Regions from separate parts of the Homo sapiens genome. Here region 2 is linked to region 1. Evidence: chromatin loops called from intact Hi-C (ENCODE). Cell type or tissue: IMR-90. All regions are shown on one strand. Links, peaks and the distances in the headings refer to the core of each region. The heading gives the core; the rest is flanking DNA.

Region 1 (11,304 bases), core at 2,029-10,028:
CATGTTTGATATTATTATCATCATTTCCCACAAGAAAAAAGAAAGGCCATTAGAAAGTCCAAGAAAAAACATAAAAGTGTACTGAACAGTTAAGGTCTAAATATGAGGGAAACTAAAACATGGCATTTTTTTAGTAATAGATAGAGAAAAAAGAGTCCATTGTTGTTAAATTGTACCCACTGAGAAGAAAGGTAATCCAAGCACATTACTTTGTTCGGTAATGATTATTACAGAGACATTACTATAATGTAAATGAAATGATTATTTATAAATAATAATATAAATGCTGTTAATAGTATTTTGAGTTTTAGAATTAACCTACAAACAACTTAATCAGAGTTCAAAGCTGAATATAATAGTTGACTTAAAAAATGTGAAAGTAAATAAATATATACTTGACCTAGGGAAGAAGTGTGGAAGATAGTTGGAAGACAGGATAAAACTGTTAAGATCTTCATCATATATAAAGGGGAATCAGGAGTTAGTGATTAAAAATGATGGGAAAAAAGTTAGATATATTATTTCAAGTTGCAAAAATTAACAATAGAAGAAAGGAAAAAAGTAACTATCAAAGATCCAGAAGAGGAAAGTGGGGAGAGGCAGGATGCACGGTGGTATAAACAATCTTTGTTATTGATTTTCACTAGATAATGTTTAAAGTTGATAAATTAAAATCAGCAGTAGAAACTCATTCTTTAGAAATATGGAGTTAATCTTATAAGGTACTGAAACCCAAAAAGGTTAAACTTGGTTGCTTCTGAAAAGAGGAAATTAGAAGAGGAAGCAGAGAATGAAAGGGCTGTGTGTGCTTATTAGTGTTTCTCTACTATTTGCATTTAAAATATCACATGGATATTTCTATTTTTAAAAAACTAAAATTTTATAATTTTTACATAAGATGCTAGTAAATGTATTATGATAAGTAACCTGATTGTGACGTTATGTTGTAATACATAGCTTGGGGGACTTTTATTAACCATGAACCTAAATAAAACATGAAATTAAATAAACCATGTAGATGAAGATAAAACTGATAATCCTTTTAATATTTTTTAAATTATAAAATATAGGAATATGCAACAAAAATTTGTTATTAATTATGGCCCTAAGTCTGTATTTCTCCATATTTCTTTATATATATATTATATATATATAAAATACAAAAATTAATACTTAAGAGACTCTCTAAAGTGACTTTCCCTTGCTAATTCTCTGGTTTAATTTATCTCTATAGTTCCCTATATAAAAACTACTGAATGATGTCCAAGGCACACTCAATGCTCAGAGCTAGTCACTCTTCAGCATGCCCATGAACTTCTGCTGAAGTGATTATCAAGAGTCAATAGTGTTGGTTCCAAACCTCTTTCTGGTAGTTGCTATTGCAATTATGTAATTTAATTAACCACCACACATAGCATACTCAAAAAAAGGTCTTGGTTACACATTAAAAGATTAACAAATTGATATATATTTTTATTTAATAAATTTGGATGTTTAAGTTTTACATGTATGTTTTTTATGATGCTCTGTCTTAACTGACTTTATAAGTGCTAGTCCTTACCATGTTCAATAATCTCTACTGTATTGAAATATCTCCAACAAATAATATATTATCTTCTCTACTGTCTCCATACATAAAGTTTTACATAATATCAGAGATGAAATCACTTTAACATTTTATCATTTTGAATCCTAAAATTCACTTGAATTTTGGATTTGTAGGAGCATATATAAAATTATTAGGACTAATTTGAATTTCTATTAAGTAATTACTGAGTATACAAATTACACCTACCTCAGTTGTATCCTTAAGATAAAGATAGGGTCTAATAGATCTTGATTTTAGATGTTCTTCTACTGGCTCTAAAGAAACAAACATAAGTATTTCCATGCTATTAAGTTACTTCTAATTAAACCCAATCAACCATTTTCTCCACTGCAGTAAACTTTTAAGAAATGTAAAAGAATAATTTTATTTACTTACATATGCATTGCTTGTACATGGTTAGAGCTAAATCTATTTTAGAATAATTTGCCTTAAAGTGAATTTCTATTAACAGACTATAACTTTCAATTATTTACTATTATATGATAAAGCTATATTGTCTTGGAAAATGATGGATTTCTAAATAAAATAGAATCATATGTGTTATTCAAAAAATATTTTGGCTAATTCCTTTGAAAAGAGAAATAGAAATAGTCCCTTCTACCTGCATTTCTCTCATATTCAGTTATGAGTTTTAGTAATCTGAATTATCATCCAATGGATATTCTTAAAGTAAGTATGGTGCAGGGGTCAGGCATACAGACTTTGGACTTAGATAGCCTGGGTCCAAATTGCACCTTTTTGTGTGGGTTACATAGCCATAGCCATAGGAAAGTTACTTAACATCTGTGAGTCTTACTTTCCTCATTTGTTAACTGGAAACAATAGCACTTATAGAAATACTTTCTGAGTTAAATGAAATAATAGATGTAACAAATTTAATACGGAGTCTGGTAGTCATTCAATCAATAGTTATTTGTTGATCAACTATATGCCAGACACTGATGGACTCTGGAATTGTGACTCCTGCCCAATGATGCATACATTTTAGTGGGTAATATGGAAAATAAACAAACAAAAAAACAAGACATTGGACTTGTGCAGTGGCTTACACCTATAACCCCAGCACTTTGGGAGGCCAGGACAGGTGGATCACTGGAGCCCAGGAGTTTGAGACTAGCCTGGGCAACATGGTGAAACCCTGTCTCTAAAAAAAAAGTACAAAAATTAGCTGAGTGTGGTGGTGTGTCTGTAGTCTCAGCTACTCAAGAGACTGAGGTGGGAGGATTACTGAGCCAGGGAGGTCGAAGCTGCAGTGAGCCGTGACCACACTGCTGCATTCCAGCCTGGGCAACAGAGTGAGACCGTGTCAGAAAAAGAAAACCACCAAAAAACAAAAAACCAAGGGGTGAATAATTGAAATTTATTCTGTAACAGAAATAAACACACTTTGGTGAGGGAGAACCATAAAAGAGGTATATTGTTGATAGCGTAGTCAGAGGACGCCTCTCTGAACAGATGACATTAACCAAAATATGCAAATGAGCTACAAGTTGCATGAATAGAGTATTGGTGTGTCTAGGCAGAGGGGAAAATATATATTCCTTTCAGGCAATCTGGTAGTTGTACTGAAAAGAGGCTAATGAAGTTGCAATTTGTTTATTTATTTTGAGATAGAGTCTTGCTCTGTCGCCCAGGCTGGAGTGCAGTGGCACCATCTCAGTTCACTGCAGTCTCCACCTCCTGGGTTCAAGTGATTCTCATGCCTCAGCCTCCCAAGTAGCTGGGATTACAAGTGTGCACCACCACACCCGGCTAATTTTTGTATTTTTAGTAGAGATGGGGTTTCACCATGTTGGCCAGGCTGGTCTTGAGCTCCTGACCTCAAGTGATCTGCCTACCTTGACCTCCCAAAGATCTGGGATTACAGGTGTGAACCACCCTGCCTGGTTGAAGATGCAATTTAAATGAAGGCCAGGGAGGTAGGGAATGAGGCTGAATACACACACAAGGTTCACAATATACAGGTCTTTGTTTCTTTTCTTTCTTTTTTTTTAGATGGAGTTTCACTCTTGTTGCCCAGGCTAGAGTGCAATGGTGCAATCTCAGCTTACTGCAACCTCTGCCTCCTGGGTTCAAGGGATTCTCCTGCCTCAGCCTCTCAAGTAGCTGGGATGACAGGTGTGTACTACCATGCCCGGCTAATTTTGTATTTTTAGTACAGACAGGGTTTCGCCATGTTGGTCAGGCTGGCCTCAAACTCTTGACCTCAAGTGATCCACTTGCCTTGGCATCTCAAAGTGCTGGGATTACAGCCATGAGCCACCGTGCCCGGCCAGGTCTTTGTAAGAAGTACAAGTTTCATACTAAGTACAATGAGAATCCGCTGAAGAGGCTTTAATCAGGATCAGCCTACTTTTAAAAGATCACTATATGATTTAAGGAAAGAAAATGGATTAGAGATTTTTGCTACCATTATGGAAGGCCAGGTGATTAGTAACAGCCCTCCTGCTGAAAACACCTTAAAAGGCTAGATTGAATATTTTTTAAAGTCTAAAGAGAATCATTGACTTAAAAGATGATAAGGGATCCCTGGTCTTAAATCTAGGAGAAGATAAGAACTCAGATAGGGAAGCCCAACATGCCAAGCCACTTTTTCCCTGAGAGTATTTGTGATGTGAAGGTAAGATCAAGTTTTGGAAGCTTCATGGCTTGAGATAGAAAAAAACAAAAAGCTGACCAAAGGTCCAAAGTTTTGATATTTAAATGTTCTCCAGTTCCCTTCCCCCACACACAAAAAACCCCCACACCTATTCATTTTACCTGGGATCCAAAAGGGTTACAACCTTAGGGTGAACTAGAATAGTTAAGATTGCCACCTGGATGTTTTAGGGAAAGTGAAGCCTTGAATGCTTTAGTATGTTCTGACAAGTACTGCCTCCATATACCTGGCATAAACAATAAAAAAAAAAAAAATCTTTTCTGGAGTAACGTATCATCACCCTAGTTCTCAAATTGTTCCTATAAATAATTTTCCAAATACCGTCCAGCACACATTCAAAGATAATAAGACACATAAGGAAATATGACATTATGAAAGTGAATCATGAGAAATAAAATAACAATGTGTATAACAAATCCTTTGAGAAATCAAGTTATGAAGCATAATAGAGAAATTAAGCAATAGGGGGTGATGTGGAGTCAAGAAACCTCAGTTAAGAAGGTTGATGAGAATTATGCAATTGAATGATTGTTTGATAATGGAGAGAAAGAGAAAAACGAAGGCAACACGAAAAGCTCAAATTCTCTGAGAACTGATAATGCTGATTCCTAGCTCACGGACTCCTAAAATTTCTTTTTTATTTTGAGATGGAGTCTCGCTCTTGTCACCCAGGCTGGAGTGCAGTGGCACGATCTCAGCTCACTGCAGCCTCTGCCTCCTGGGTTCAAGCGATTCTTCTGCCTAGTCTCCTGAGTAGCTGGGATTACAGGCACGCACCACCATGCCCGGCTAATTTTTGTACGTTTAATAGAGACGGGGTTTCGCCATGTTGGCCAGGCTGGTCTCGAACTCCTGACCTCAGGGGATCCACCCGCCTCGGCCTCCCAAAGTGCTGGGATTAGAGGCGTAAGCCAGCGTGCCCACCCAGCCAGATTCCTAAAATTTCTAACTTGAAAGTAAGTTTCTATTAAGCAAGCTGTTCATACTTGACTTCTAAAAAACAATAACAAGGAAATTCTCAGCATTGAGCTGAAAGGAAACTCAGAGATTTTCTTTCTAGAAGAAAACAACACATAACACTATAAACATAAAAATATATTCCTATTTTGTGAATTGTATAAATTGTCCATTCTGATATTTAACATCTCTTCTTCTTAGTAAGTTCTTTTTTATAGTTCATGGAAATGCTTTTGACAGAGATCAAATTATCAAGAACCTTTAAGACACACATCGGTAAATAATAAAATAAATAAAGCACCCATTAATAAATCAAAGAAGTAAATATGTTACACAAAGCATTACCTGTTGACTCACTTTCTTTATTTTTTACATTTGTTTGAATAAAGAATGGTCTTAAATTTGACTTTTCAAAATTACTCTTTCTAGGTTCAGGCTCACATTTGAAAGAGACATGCCTGGAAGAAATAAAAATTAATTTAAATTAAAATAATGAGAAAAATTACAAAATAAATCTAAAAAATAAATTTGGAGGAATGTGAAGTCCTAGTTATACAGACTTGGATGTTATGTTAATGTTGTCACAGTACCAAGTGTGAAACATTGGACTGATTAAATAGGAGCTGAAAATATTAGTTTTAGTCGTTTAAAGTGGAGGGGGACAGAAAACTACTTGCTGCTGTGATAGCATTGAGGGCACTCCAAGAAACTTATTCACAAGCTGATTAACCCTTTCAGAAAAATATGCTGGAAATAACTTCAGTGAGACATTGAGGACATTACTGGACCTGAATCAAAGTGGTGGGACATAGAGTTAGGGAATTCAGGTACTAGAAAGGATCACAGCATTTATTTATTGTAAAGACAAATTATCCTCCTCTAAATTACTTAACTGGCTAGTGATGGTATATTAGAAAATTAATAGTATTACATAATTGATACTCTTTCTGACCTCTAAATGCTAGAACAACCCATGACTCAGCCCTCAGACCTCAGATACTCACCCTTAGTTGGTATAAGCCAGTCCCACACTGTAACTGTTGTCTATAGGCCAATGTCCCAAATTTATAGTCCAGACTCTAACCTCTTCTCTGAACTTCAGATTTATATATCCAACTGCCCACATGACTCCTGCACTTAGCTTAATTATAAGTATCTTGAACTTAACATATTCAAAACCAAATTATTGATTCCACCATCCCCTTCCTGATCTTCTCCTCACCCAGGTTTCCCCATCTCCATTCAACCAGAGGGTTAGGCCAAAAAGTTTGCAGAAATCTTTTATTTCTCTTTCTCTCTTTTTCCACTCCCAACCTATCAGCAAATACTGTGTCTTTCTTTGAAATAGATTCCAAATCCAAACACCTCTTTCCTCATTGCTCCCAACCAAATCCAAGACCCCTTTATTTTTCATCTGAACCCCTTCCCTATGTCTCTAGCCTTCTTCTGTTTGCTCTCCCTGCTATTACACTTGTCCTCAACATTCTCTTCGCAATACAGCCATAGCAACACTTGTAAAATACAAATGTGACTATCATTTCCTTCAACTGTTTCCTATCAGACTTGATTAAAATTCAAAATGCTCCCTAACAGACAGAAACTTTTCCCCCAGTTCTCATTTCTAAGTAGCAGAATTTCCACTGAATGCCACTCCAGGCCTCTCTCTGCATACCCCTTCACCTCTCAGCTCCACATGAACGCTGAGCAAATTTTCTACCTGTTTGGTTCAGGGAAAGGAATTTAGGCTCCACTTAAGGACCTTGCTCTTTCCTCTGCCTGTAGTATTCTCCCCACAAGGGGTTGACGTGGCCTACTCTTTCATTTCAGTCTCCACTCACATTTCCACCTCTTCAGAAAGAACTTTCCAGCCCACCCCACTTCCCCCATCTAAAATAGTAATCCCTGTTGATTTTAATTCCCTTAATTTACTATATTTTCCTTTATAGAATTCATCACTGGTAAATTTATATTATATATTCATTTGTTTATTTAGTTTATTATCTCTCTCCCCATCTTATCCTAGATTGTAAACTCTGAGGGCACACTATTTATGTGTTTTATTCACTGTGGTATTTTAGCACCTATAGCATGACTGGTACATAGTACATGTTTAATATTCATTGAATGCCTAATAGGCCGGGCGCGGTGGCTAATGCCTGTAATCCCAACACTTTGAGAGGCTGAGGGGGGTGGATTACCTGAGGTCAGTAGTTCAAGACCAGCCTGGCCAACATGGCGAAACCCCATCTCTACTAAAAATACAAAAATTAGCTGGGTGTGGTGGCATGTGCCTCTAGTCCCAGCTACTCGGGAGGCTGAGGCAGGAGAATTGCTTGAATCCAGGAGGCAGAGGTTGCAGTGAGCTGAGATCGTGCCACTGCACTCCAGCCTGGGTGACAGAGAGAGATTCTGTCTCGAAAGAAAAAAAAAATTATTGAATGCATAAGATTTTTGGTAAATTTTTATTGAACTTTCTTATCATCGTACTTTTTAATGGGTTTTCAGTTTGTTCTCTCTTTTAAAAATAATTATGTAATCTCCGTAAAACAATTTATCTGTTCCTTTCAAAAAATGTATCTTATGTTCTTATTAATATCATTGGGGAGGACTTCTAGGAGAGTGTAGTATACTAGTGAGAATGGGCATTGTTCTGTTTCTAACTTGAATGAGAATGAGTCAAGGGTTTCTAAGGATGATGCTGGCTATATAGTCTTGTTAAGGAGGTAATATTTTATCCTTATCTTAAAAATACTTATATTGCTAAAGTATGTTTTTCAAATTCATTTGCAGAGTATATAAAGATATTCAGATATGAATTTCCTTGTGGTGAACCAAAGAGCATAGGCTTTGAAGTTAGACCTTACTTTGCATCTTGACTCTATGTGAACTTCCATAGAATATTGAATACTCTGAATCTCAGTCCTTCATGTGTCAAATAAGGTTAATAGTTATCTCAAGGGATTGTTGTAAGAATTAAGTAAAATAAAGTTTAGAAAGTGATCAACAAAATGTCATAGAGATAAATGAGGATACTCTTTCTTATTCCTGAAATTTACTCCACTTAGTCATAGTGGAGTAATATTTATTTAATATAGTGTTGGATTTCATTTTGTTAAAATAAGTTGTTGAGTGGCAATTATTCCGTTGCCTTAGAATTGGTGACCAGGTGACTTTTTACTCCACAGCTGAGTAAAAAGGAGCAATACATACTCTGTATTCTACAAAGATCCACCAATACTTGGAGCAAGAGATTCTTTTAGGCCTTCAAATAAAAGAAAACTGGTGGGGGAAAAAAGAAAAATATCAGAATTGTGAGTCATTGACCTGTTAGGGTCTGCTGTGGCTTTTTCCTCTTTTCTCAATGTGGGAGGGGCAGGGATGCTTCCTCCACAAAACTGATGAGGGAGTTCCCAAAGAATCACTCATAGAGACTGGCATCTTATTCCTCAGTTGCACATCTGTTAGACACCACACTTGCTGATTTGCCCCATGTCAAATTTGGAGTGAGTGGAATAAGCAAGTAAAGTAGACACCCTGCACCACACTGTTTGGCATGGCCAGGATACTTGAGTTTCTGGGGAAATGCTGGGGACTGAATGTTTGTATCCCCCTCAAATTCAAATGCTGAAGCTTAAATCTCTAACGTTATGGTATTTGGAAGTGGGAGCTTTGGGAGATAATTAGGTTATGAGGGTATAGCCTCATGAAAAGGATTTGTGTTCTTCTAAGAAGAGTTGGTCTAACTCCTTCTCTCCCTGTCTCTGTATTTGCCTTTCTCTCTATCTCCTCATGACGTGAAGATACAAAGAAACAGCTGTCTGCAAACCAGGAAGAATACCCTCACCAGACACCCAATCTGCTGGAACTTTGATCTTGGACTTCCTGGCCTCGAGAATTGTGAGAAACAAATTTCTGTTGTTTAAGCCACCCAGGCTATGGTGTGCTGTTGTAGCAGCCCATACTAAGACAGAAATTAGTAATGAGCAGTGGGGTGCTGCTGTAACAAGTACTTGAATATGTGGCAGTGGCTTTGGAATTTGTTAATGGGTAGAGGCTGGAAGAGTTTGGAAGTGCATGCTAGAAAATGCTGACATTGCCATGAAGGAGATTTTAAAGGTGACTTTGGTGAGGGCTTAAAAAGAAAAGAGAAAAGCTTCCATTTTCTTAGAGACTCCATAAATAATGATGAACAAAATGTTGGTAGAAATATGGATGGTAAGGGCCATTCTGATGAGATCTCAGATGGAAGTAAATAACATGTTATTGGAAACTGGAGGAAAGGTGGTGCTTGTTATAAAATGTCAAAGAACTTGGCTTAATTGTGTTTGTGTTTTAGTATTTTGTGGAATGCAGAACTTGCAGGCAATGAAATTGGATAGTTAGCTGACGTTAGTTCTAAGCAAAGTGTTGAGGAGTGATTTGGTTCCTACTGATGTTTATAGTAAAATGCAAGAGGAAAGAAATGAATTGAAGATGAAATTATTAAGGAAAAAGGAACCAGAAGTTAAAGATTTGAAAAATTTTCAGCCTGCTCATATTACAAAAGAATGAAAAAGTATGCTTGGGAGAGAACACTAAAGGTATAGTAAGTTGACTGTTTGATAGGTAGGTCAGTGTGGATGTGTAACAAGGACCAAATCAGCCATCTCAACAGAAGCCAGGAATAGAGATGGGATTATACCAGCAGAAACACTGCCAGCTGGGACTAAGGGAAACAGAGAAAGTGGGAAAAAATGAAAGAAAACTGTTGAACTTCTTAGATTCTACAGGACCAGATCATAGAGCTACTGTATGCAGCTGTTCAGCTATAACTGTGCACTATTTTTCAAGACAAGGGAAGAAGGACCTCAAAAGCAATTCAAAGATAATCAGGGATGCCACTCCCACAACAGGCCCAGAGGGCATGTGCTCAGGGGACAGGGCTGCCTCCACTTCTATTTCAAAGGGTAAGACCCCTGCCCAGTGGAGCCATGGGTGTGCAACTCCCGCTAGGCAGAGCTTCAGAGGTGAGACCCCTGCCTGAGTGGGTTCTGGAGGCAGGACCACTAGTCTAGTGAATCTAGAGGGCAGAGCTTTGAACCAAAGAGGATTATTCTCAAACCTTAGGATCTCATAGAGTTTGCTTGCATGGTTTTAGAATTATTCAGGACCTGTCATTTCTCCCTTCTTTTTTATCTCTCCCTTTTGGAATGAGAATGTCTATCCTACACCTATCCCATCAACGTAGCTTGGAAACAAACAACTTGTTTGCCTTCACAGGTTCACAACTGGAGAGAAATTTTGTCTCAGGGTACTCTTACCTCAAGTTTCATCCATATCTGATTTAGATGATATTTAGTTGAGAGTTTGGACTTTAGAGTTGATGCTGAACCAGTTAAGAATTTTGGATCTATTGGGATGGGATGAATGTATTTTCCATGTAAGAAAGATGTAAATTTGGGGGGGACAGGGGTGGAATTCTACAGACTGAATATTTGCATCCCCCCCTTCAAATTCATATATTGAAGTCTAAATGCCCAAAGTTATGGTTTTGGGAGGTGCAGCCTTTAAGAGGTAATTAGGTCATGAGGGTGTAGCCTCATGATTGGGATTAGTGCCCTTATAAGACATGAGAGAGGTGCTATCTGTCTCTTTCTCTCTGCCATGTGAAGATACAAGAAGAAGACAGCTGTCTGCAAAGCAGGAAGAGTGTCCTCACCAGACACTGATCTTGGACTTCCTAGCCTTTAGAACTATGACAAATAAATTTATTTAAACCACCCAGGGTATGGTATTCTTTATAGCAGCTTGAACTGACTAATATAGGGGGTCAAATGGATACTGAGGTAGTAACTGTGTTTGGGTCAATTTGCTGATACTCTACCCAGATTGCTGACTGAAAGCCTGGGGATCCTTCGCAGAAGAAATTGTGGAGTATATTGGAGAGTATAGGAGTTGATGGAGAATTTGAAGAGTTGTAGCTGCTCTCCTTGGTTGGAGAATGTGTTCCTCTGAGGATCTCTCATATGTGCTCTTTATGACTAAAGTTGGCCAGAAAATGATTGATGACTAAGGGAAAAGTTGGAAACAGTGTCCAGAA
Region 2 (10,821 bases), core at 1,774-9,773, 56 kb before region 1:
AGGGGCAGTGGCGACCCCCCTGCCCGAGGCGGATAAGGAGAAGCCAGGGGAACTACATCGAGACACCAGAGCGCCGGGCGACAAACCACAGACTCCGGGTGACAGTCGCCCTGCGCCTGCGCACGAGCACGCGCTGGGTCTCTCCGCGGGGCGCGTACCTGGGGCGTGGGGAGTCTGGTGGCAGAGGGGCTGGAAGGCCGTATTCTCCGGATAACTGCCGCAACTAAGTGCAGACCCTCCTCCCCTCTGTTACAGGTGGCCGGCCAAGTAGTTACAGTACACTGCGTCTAGACTAATTCTGAATGCTCTTTTAGTCTCTCTTGCAGGGGGTAAAAACCCTTCAAAAGTATCAGATGTGGATCAACAGTAAACACTCAACGAAAATTTCATTCCGCAATGCCTCAGGCTTCTTACATTTTCTGAACCCAGAAAACACCAAACAATACTTTTCAGATTGAGAAGTTTCGTTTGTTTGTTTTAAGAAAAATGTTGACATATCCCAAAAAGTAGCAAGATAAGCAGCTTGGGGATTGGGGAAAGCACAAGGTGTTTGGAGCCTAAAAGACTTGATTTCCAATTGTAGGATTCCTAGAAATGACGACCCCCCCCCCCCCCACCAACACACTCACTCCTTATTGTGTGTCTTGGACCAATTAGATGACCTCCCTGAACCTGATCTCTGTGGATGTGTAGCTAGCAAAGAGCTAGTTTTCGGTAAATGGTAGTCATTATTGTATAACAGAAGCAAATCATTATGATCGGTTTAAGCAAAGAAATTACGTATTGAACTTTAATAGATTAGGAAAGAAGAACTTTGAATTATTTTTCTAAGTGCTTGGTCTGTATCTTTTTAAATTTCTTTTTTTTTTTTTTCTTATTTTTATATTTTGGTAAACCAGGTATAGTGGTTCACACCTGTAATACCAGCACTTTGGGAGCAGGTGGAATGCCTGAGCCCGGGAGTTTGAGACCATGCTGGGCAACAAAGTGAGACCCTCTCTCTACAAGAAAATAAAAAAATTAGCCAGATGTGGTGGCGCACGCCTGTGGTCCCAGCTACTCAGGAGGCTGAGGTGGGAGGATGGCTTGAGCCCAGGAGGTCAAGGCTGCAATGAGCTATGATCATACTACTGCACTCCAGCCTGGGCAACAGCACAAGACCATCTTAAAGAAAGAAATAAATTGTGGCAAAATATACAAAGTATAAAATTTATCATTTTAACCCTTTTTGAGTATGCAATTGCATGGCATTAACTGCATTCACATCGTTTTGCAGCCATCATCACTAATCCATCTTTAGAACTTTTTCACCATCCCAAAGTGAAACTCTTTCCCCTTTAAACAATCACTCCCTGTTTCCCTACTTCCTTCCCTCTCTGCTGTTAACCAGTGTTCTACTTTCTGTCTCTGTGAATTTGACTACTCTAGGTACCTCATATAAGTGGAATCATGTAGTATTTGTCCTTTCGTGATGAACTTACTTCATTAACGTAATGTCTTCAAGGTTCAGCCACGTTGTAGCATATGTTAGAATGTCCTCCCTTTTTAAGGCTGAATAATATTAAATTATATGTGTATAATTGGTTTATATCTTTTGAGTTACTTTGAGAACACCTATGTTCTTCAAGTGTTTCTTAAAAAACTGGTACACAGGATGAGGTTCTTAACATAGCCTACAAGGTCCTAGATAATGTGGTTCCTACCCACATCTCCAGAGGCACTATTCACGTTTCCCTCCCCTAAGGTGCAGATAAATCAACAATGTGGGTTCCGGCTTCTGTGTCTTTACTCCCATTATTCCCTCCATCTGGGCTGCTTTTTCTCTTCCTCCTCTCACCCAGCTCCTGAAAAACTCTTACATTTCCTTCCGTATTTTGGCAGAACATTACCTCTTCTCTGGGCAGCCTTCACACTGCCCCCCACTTCCCTCTACATAATTGATCTCTCTCCTTTGTGCCTCTCCTACCGCATCTTTATATACCCCCTTTATAGAGTGTCCATCTGCTGCTGCTGCTATAACAAAATACCTGAGACTGGATAACATATAAAAAATAGAAATTTATTTTCTCACACTTCTGGAGGCTGAGAAGTCCAAGATCAAGGTGCCACCTTAACCACTGCATCCTCTGAAGGGGAAGAACACCATGTCCTCACATGGCAGAAGGGACAGAAGGTCAGAAAGGGACAAACACTGTGTGAAACCTCTCTCATAAGGCATGAATCCTACTCACAAAGGCAGAGCCCTCATGACTTAGTCACCTCCTAAAGGGCCTGCCTCTTAATAATATCACATTGGTGATTAAGTTTCAACATATGAATTTTGGAGGACACATACAGACCGTAGCAAAGGGGCTCTGCATTACATGTTTACATATCACTCTCTTCCACTAGACAGTTGCTTCTTGAGGACAGTGGCAGGCAAGGGTGCCTAACACAGTTTAGATATTTTAGTTGATTGAATCAATGGAAACAAGGAAAATGATTAAATTTCTTCCTTGACTGCTAGCTTCAAAAGGAAAAATAACTAAAACATTGTATTTTAAGAAACATCCTTGCAGAAAAAATATTATAGAAGTAACAATGACCCTCATAATAAAAAGCAAATATATACATATATACACATTTTTACACATTTTAAAAAACATACCTGGAATAGAACCAGAGAAGAACACTAATCCTCAAGCCACACACTGCTGCTGACACTTAGTAGTTTTGTGACCTTGGGCAAATTACTAGACATCACTGTGCTTCAATTTCCTCACCTGTAAAATGGGGATAACAATAGTACCCACCTCATAGAGTTACAATGAGAATTAAATGAGTTAATGAATGTAAAGTGCTTAGAACATAATATGAGTGTTTATTACAATTACTGTTATCACTAGTATTATTAGGCAGTCTTCCTCTTTTCACTTACTATTCCTTGATGGTCTTTCTGTGGCAACGCTTAAACTTAACCTCATTCTTTTCAAAGGCTTCAGAGTATTCCATTAGTTGGATGCATCATCATGTAACCCTATAGACATTTAAGTTATTGCCATTTTTCAGTGTACAAACAATGCTTGTCCATTCAACTTTGTGCAAGTATAAATTTCTAGAAGTAGAATTGCTTAGTTAAGGCTACTTTTTAATAAAAAAATTAATAGAATTGAGGAAATTCCAAATTAACAACCTCCAAAGAGTTTATACTCATTTTTTATTCCTGCTAACACGGTATGAAAATGAAACCCTCTTTTATAAAGTCAAGAGGGCAGCAATGGAGAACAATGGAAGAGGTGAGATAATATTTCAAGTTCTACCCTGTGGAAGTATGAAATGCCAGGTACAAATTTTCAAAATCATAAGTTATGATTACAGAAAATAAAAATAAGAGTGCTGATCCAGGCAACTACTGTTTTTCTCAGCATGATTACTTTATTAATTAACAAATATTTAAGACCTATCACAGGCCATGAACTGCATTGGATTTTCTCAGCTCCAGTAATGATTTGGTTGCTGTGGACCCCCAGTAAAATGCTATAGAGTTTAATGGAGTCAAGCATTCTCATTAGGTACCCACAAAGATAAGATAGGTGCCATCTCTAGTAGGATTTTTATCTCTTTCCCATGTTATAGGTACTTAGACTTTGGGGTAAATTTTGGTATTTTAGGTCCTCAGATCTGTTTCCTCACTTCAGTAATATTAATCACAGAATTATATATGGAGTATTTACACATCATTGGGTGAAACTGAATAAATATTGAAATATATCTTAAAAAGTTGTTCAAGATAAGAAAGACTGAATTAAATGTTCTCACTTAGGTACAAGTGTACTCTATTTGGAAAGGTCAACTTTGTGGGTTGATAAATTTTACATCTTACTGGGTAGAATTACTAGCAAAAACTCTTCTTAGTATTAAATGATGTCTTTTTATCAAAACATTGCCGTTAGGTATCCTGTTTTTCATTGAGGGAATATTGATTCTGTACACAGTTTTTTAAAACATAGCTTATATTACTTCTTTTCTCCACGCTTCTCCCTTTTCCTTGGCCCACTTGCTCCTCTCATAGTGGAATGTATATAGGCCTCTTTTGTTATCCACCTGCATTCACCAGTTTCCTATTTCACTGCCAACCTAGATCATACCCAGTGACCTGCTGTGCTGCACAGCTGGTTACTTTATAGTCAAGGAGCAAAGGTCATACATGTTTCCTATTTGAACAATACTTTAAAAATTCTGAGAATCAGCATGGAGCTTCTCTTCTCTGCAGTGCCTTGTACTTTTCTACATTGGACTGCAAAGAATGAACTTATTGTCCACTGATGATGAGCCTCACAATGTGCTTCTCTTGTAATTCATTATCTCATTTCACCCTAACCACTGTGAGAAGCAGGTATGGTGAAACAACATATAAACAGGAAAACAAGGGCTGAGAGGGAGTATTAGACATACACTGCATCCCACAGCTCTAAGTGACTGTGTACAGATTCGGTCCTAGGTCTGTTTAGCATTTATTCTGTGTTCCTCCACTGGACACTCCTGCCTCCTTTGGGGCAGATGGACAAGACCTACTTTTACAAGACGTTCTGGCAATGTCAATGCTTTCTTCAATGACCAAGTTTAGTGTTTATCAACCCTATGAAGAAGGATAAGCAGGATAAAGGAACAGTAATGTGTTGAAGTCATAGTCAATCATGACTCATTCACAAATAGCATACCAGACACCAAGTTAGGCACTGGAAATACGAAGACATTTCAAGCTCAATGTATTTACAACTGAACTTTATATAAATCTCTCCCAAATAAGTTGCTTCTTTGAATCTCCAATTTTAGTGAATTGACCTCACTATCCACCTATTTACTGTGGTTCTGCTCTCTGTATAATCACCCTGCAAGCACTCTTTAACCCCCACCAAACTAGTTTTACCCCCTCCAATACACTGAAGCTGTTCACTGCAAAGTTACCCATGACCTCCATGGGACTACACCCAATGAGCACTCTTAGTCCTCCTGCTTGACCACTCTACAGCATTTACATTGCTGATATTCTCCCTTCTTTTAGCTACACCCTCTTCCCTTGACTTCTGAAGCCCCATACTCTCTGAAACCTCTCCTCGTACTCTGGCTGCTCCTTCTCATCCTGCTTTGCTGGTTCCTCCTCTTCTCACAGACCTTTAAAGTTTTACATTCCTCAGGGCTCAGTCTTGGGTCTTCTCTATTCTATGTATTCTTACTAAATCTCATTCCATTCCATGGTTTCAGTTATGACTTATTGTTTGCCAGTGCTTACCAAATCTACATTACTTATGTTCTCTCTAACTCCAGATTAATGTGTCTGACTGCCTCCTGAATATCTTCACTTGGATAACTCTCTGTTATGCTGCTCAACATGCCTGAAACTAATCTTGTCATTATCCCTTTTACTCCAACATTCTGCTTCTCTATTGTTCTTCACTGTATCAGGTAATGAATCCTGACAGTTGAGATCCTAGTTGTCTTATTTTGCCATCCAAAATGCTTACTACTTTGCATTTATCAGATCTGAACAACATAATTTAATCAATGTGTTGAACCAGTTTATTTTGTATGAGAATATTAAGATGATCAAGATCTCTGTGAACTATATTATGGCAAAGAGTAAAAGATTGGATGTCAATCCAATGATGCTATACTGCTGGCCCTGACATGTAAGAGGTAAACTGTTTTAGTTGGACCCTATAAATTAATATAGAGACAAAACATTTGCCATGTTAATAGCTACACACTAGGTGTCAGGAAATGTCATGGTGATTTGCCCTAGTAACACTACGTCTGGAGCATCAACTAACATTGGAGTCACCTCCTGATTAAGTTTATAACCACACTCAGTTATTTGCTAAGATTTCTCTTCTGCATTGGACAAACAGGTGACTTAAATGGAGATGTGATAGGATTCATCCATCTTTCAAGTCTTTGATGATGGCACTAATCTCTGCAACTCCTCTAAAGATGTGGCATATCTTTTTTTGTACTGTCCTGAAAGGGAAGGAAAGCTCCAGAGGCTTCCTCTTTCTACTATCGTGGTCCTTATTCCATGGGTCACACAGACACTGTGAGGATTTTACCAGCTGCCTAGCATATCTATTATGCCTAAACATATGTCTCTTCCAATTATACATTCAAGAGCTGGAGACAAAAACACACAGTGGATTTGTGGACCTACTGAGCACATCGTGTTTCAAAGTTGGGCTAGGTCTCCAATTATCACCTGACTCACTTCTATAGTCTAAATGTGTGTGTCCCCCAACAAATTCATGTATTGAAATTGTCATGTGAAAATAGAGATGAATCTCTAAGTAAAAAGGTTTTGTTTGGGAATAGTATACAAGACGTAGGATTGTAATTTGGGACATATATACAAACCAGGATGGCCTCCAGTATATATGGAGAACAGAGTAAAAGGTTAGGATTTTATTGGAGAAAGAGGAGATTTATGCAAGTTGTTTTAAAAGAAAGTTTTTTGGTGCTGGCAGCATCTTACAAGAGCTGAAGAGTTTTGATATGTGAATGTCAGTGGTCCTTAGGAAGGACTTGTAATCTTGGAGTTTCAGTTAGGCCTTTACATTTAGAATTGGGTTTGTGAGTCAGTGTGTCAGGCATGTGTTCTTGTGTAAGCGGCTAGCTGTCCTTGTGCTGCCAGCTGTCTTTGTGTGACTCACGTAGTAAACTGTGGTTTGGAAAAATGTCCTGTGATAGTTTGTGTTATCAGGCAAACTGTGTGTGAGAGCCCTACCAGCATAGCCTTCTCTAGCTCCATTTTGCTAGGGTTTGACACAAGTGACTACATTTTGAATCTGACAATGTTCACAAAATCCTAACCTCTAAGGTGATAGTTTTAGGAGGTGAGGTCTTTAGGAGGTGATTAGGTCAGGAGGGTGAAGACTTCATGAAAAGAATTGGTACCCTTACAAAAGAGCCCTGAGAGAGACCCTTTACCCCTTCCAACATGTGAGGACACAGCTGGAAGATACCACCTATGAACCAGAAATCAGGCACTCACCAGACACCAAATCAGCCTGCATCTTGATCTTGGATTTCCCAGCCTTCAACTGGGAGAAATGAATTTCTGTTGTTTATAAGCTACCCAGTAATATTTCATTAAAACAGCTTGAACTGACTAAGACGCTACATAAGCCCCCAGTTTAACTGGTAGACTGCAGGACTGTAAGTGCCCAGGAATTAGTATCGGTTGGCCAGTGTTTGATAATCCCACAAAAGGTCTGGGTATTTCCTTTTTGTTACTACACAGTCACCCTAGTAAATGGCAGCAGTTTCCTTTGAGGAAGACTTGAAAGAAGATATACAGTATACACTTGTGGCTATGATATAGGGCCTTCCTCAAAGAGACCTGATCTCTCCTTCAATCCAAGAGATTCTCGTATTGTACATGGCTTAGGTCTGGAAACTGAATAAAAGACCGTGACTGTCCATTTCTGAGACTCCAGTCAGTTTTCTTTGCTGTCAGGTCTGGTTTTTACTGTTATAGAGATTAAGGACCATTTTACTAGGTTGTCTAACTATTTCATTCTTAGGGACATTATAATCAATAGGATACTGCCCAAAATTCCTATGGCTTAAAACTATGATTACCACTATGTTACTGCTTTCCTTTTATAATAAATATGCCCCCTACCTTGTCTTCTGTGGTTAAGTACTACTGCTTGCCTCTGATACTCCAGAACTTCCAACATCTCTATTAAATTGCGGAGCCCATCTCAATACTGAAAATTCCCATTATACCTAGCTTACAGAGCACAGCCACAACAGAACTTCTCAAGGATGTACATGGTCTATACACAAGTGTGTTTCTCCACATGTCAGTTATGGGATTTCCTCTGGATTCTCTCAAGGATGTTGAGGGATGGGTGTGTAGATTACATGTGATAAATATGCTCCACCATTCCTGTTTCCCTAAGCACTGGAATCTTTTCCTCAACATTATAATATGGAAAGTTCTGGTATCTCAACCTCATTAAATAGACCCTGCTGTTGTGCCCAACTGTCAGTAAACAAACATATTAAATTGTTGGAATGCTTCCACCTGCATGAGCCAACACATTAAATCCAGAACCTCAGGTAAGTACACCCTTATCAATACGTTTGGCCGAATCCAGTGTTATATTTCATCTTCCTTAAGCTCCATTCCTATACATATTCCCTAGGTTGATGGTGATATAAATTAGAAAAATCTTGCAATTCTTTTGGTTTACCACCTGCTTCCTCCTAAGTTAAACTTCATGCTGGCTCTTTGGGGTGTGTTGATATCTGACCTAGTTATGGGTATAGTGGATAGAGTTTTCAAGCAAGAGAAGGCTAATCTGTCAGACACAGGAGGCTCCCACTGTCAGAAGAGGCTCAAAATGACTTGACAATTCAAAATTCTTAACCCCATTTAAGCCCAAACAAATGTGTACTCATTCCAAGTTTTAGGGTCATTTTCTTTCCATTTTTTTTAACTTCTACATGAGAGACCTAGCAAGGTTGTAAATTCAACTGATGTTGTAAAAATTGTAAACTGGCCTATTAAGCCTTTTTTTATTTTTAACAATATCAGCCCTGTGGCTGCAAGAAAAGAGAGATTCTTTTAGGACTGCCATAGAATCATTTTGGCACTCTAATGAGACTTTATGAAGAATGTAAAGACCTGAGTTTGTTATTCTTTCTGTATGTGTTTTATTAAACTCAAGAATCTATCCCACACCACAGTCCTCACAGTCATTACTACTGCTAACAGTTAGATGTAGCAGGCCCATGCTCCTAAGGCACTTGGTTCAGTAGGAATATCATCACAATTAACTGCAGGTGACAATTTAATGAATCATGATACTTCTGCATGACATGGGTTACCAGAATTTATTTCACATTAGTGGGGAGCTCAGCACTTCATTCAAGCTCAAGGACAGAACCAAACAAATCCCAAATCCCAACTTCTAAAGTCTATTCTAGAACCAATTTCTATATCAATCAAGGTCCAGTCAAGAGACAGAAACCACACGTTATTTGATTAGAGATAATTTTACATTAAAAAATGTTAACTAGGTAAATGAAAGTTTAAAAAGAAACACTTCAAAAGCCCCCCAAACCATAAGGTATCGTGGAGGTAGCAACTGCAGGAAGGGCTGAGGGAACAAAGGAAAGAGGCTAGAATTATCAAAACTTAGAAACTTAGAAGGGGAACTCCAATAGCTAAAACTCAAGATTTCTGAGGAAGAAATGCTGCTCAAGTGATTCTAGGGTCTTTGGGTTCAAAAGAGGATCCCCATAAGCCTGAAATTCAGACCTTTGAAGAGAGAGCACTATCTGGTTAGTGCTGTGGGCTTAGTGTCACGTGGGGTGGGAGGGGAGTAGGGGCGGGAAGGGTAGGAGGGGGAGTGGAACGGGAACACAGTGTTGTGATATAGGCTGTTCTCTAAATTTAGGGAAAACTGCAAACTGAATTCAACTACTGCTAAGGGAAGAACTTGCTACTTCTGGGACGAAGAATCATTGCTAGACTGAGGCTACTAGGAAGCACATGGGAAAAAGCATTTCTTTTCTCCTCCTCCAGCTACCCAGTATCCCTCTAGTGCCACGTATGGAAGAGTTTACGTAGAGCCAGCCAGCAAAGCAGAAATGTGTTTTGCAAAATACAAGCATCAGCTTCACAAAGTAGAATATAGAAGAGTAGGTTTCCAGCTGAGAGACAATTAATATGTGGCACACCCATTTTAGTAAACATATCGCCATATGCCAAGTTGCCACCTTAGAAGTCTAGTAGTCATTCTCAGAACCTGTCTCTTCTAACTTGCCATATATAAGCTGCTAAATATCTCTCAAGTCTGAATCCACTACCATAGCCATCATTATCAAGATGTCTGCAATGACATCCTAACTAGTCTTCAGGATAGATGACTCTTCCTCTCCAATTCATTCTGTAAAAATGCAGATCTGGGCCAGGCACGTGGCTCGCACCTGTAATCCTAGCACTTTGGGAGGCCAAGGCTGGCAGATCACAAGTTCGGCAGTTTGAGACCAGCCTGGCCAACATGCTGAAACCCCATCTATACTAAAGATACTAAAATTAGCTGGGCATGGTGGCGGATGCTTGTAATCCCAGCTACTTTGGAGGCTGAGGTAGGAGAATCACTTGAACTCCAGAGGTGGAGGTTGCAGTGAGCCAAGATCACACCACTGCACTCCAGGCTAAGCAACAGGGTGAGACTCCATCTCAAAAAAAAGAAAAATGCAGATCTGGTTATTAGAATAAAATCTATCTCCTGCTTTATTTCACAATACTCTCAATTTTGCTCTCCCTTCTCTATTTATGCTTGTTGTTCTTTTACTTTGTCAAACACATCTTCTCATTCTTGGACCTTTGCATCTGTTCATCACTTGGCTTATGGACTAACCTCCCATTCCTACAAACTCCAACTTCCTCCTCTGGCTAACTCCTTTAAGTCTCAAGTAAAGTACATAATCTTCAGTGAGGTCTTCCTGAGCCCCAGATATCATTCCTACATGCTCCTTTAGAGGCATAATAACTGGAGTTACTAATTAAAATATTATTTTCCTCCCCTCTGCCTATTGCCTTACCCTCACCATTCACATTCAAGCCATAATGCATAGGCTGCTGTTTATCCCGGATGGTTGCTATTAGAATGTACTAAGATGTATGATGCAGGTTCTTAGATTCTGTACTTAAAATTTAATAAATATTTAATAAATATTTTAGAATCTTTTTTCCCCTGCCTATTCATTCTAAACTAGATAAACAATTTGGAAACCTCTACTCTCACAGTCTTCGCCAACTTAGTTGATGGA

The links. A loop is a pair of places that touch in the nucleus more often than their neighbours do. Peaks named below come from ENCODE experiments on the same cell type or tissue, not always from the same donor. Only the 100,000 strongest peaks of a DNase experiment are listed, where the experiment ranks them.
Region 2: it touches region 1 in a loop (1.8-fold over the local background); 6 of 110 quality-filtered maps call a loop at or near these places.

What each region holds. Positions count from the first base shown.
Region 1 is chr1:67,109,782-67,121,085 of GRCh38, forward strand. It overlaps C1orf141 (chromosome 1 open reading frame 141), which reads right to left. Exons shown (of 8, transcript NM_001276351.2): 5 at 5,571-5,683. Among named protein-coding and RNA genes, the nearest start is that of C1orf141, 20 kb to the right of the region's middle. In IMR-90, for the core only: no CTCF peak of the experiment used is centred there; no DNase peak of the experiment used is centred there; H3K27ac peaks cover 174 bases.
Region 2 is chr1:67,054,291-67,065,111 of GRCh38, forward strand. No RefSeq gene overlaps it. Among named protein-coding and RNA genes, the nearest start is that of SLC35D1, 5.6 kb to the left of the region's middle. In IMR-90, for the core only: no CTCF peak of the experiment used is centred there; a DNase peak (open chromatin) is centred at 6,651; H3K27ac peaks cover 1,884 bases.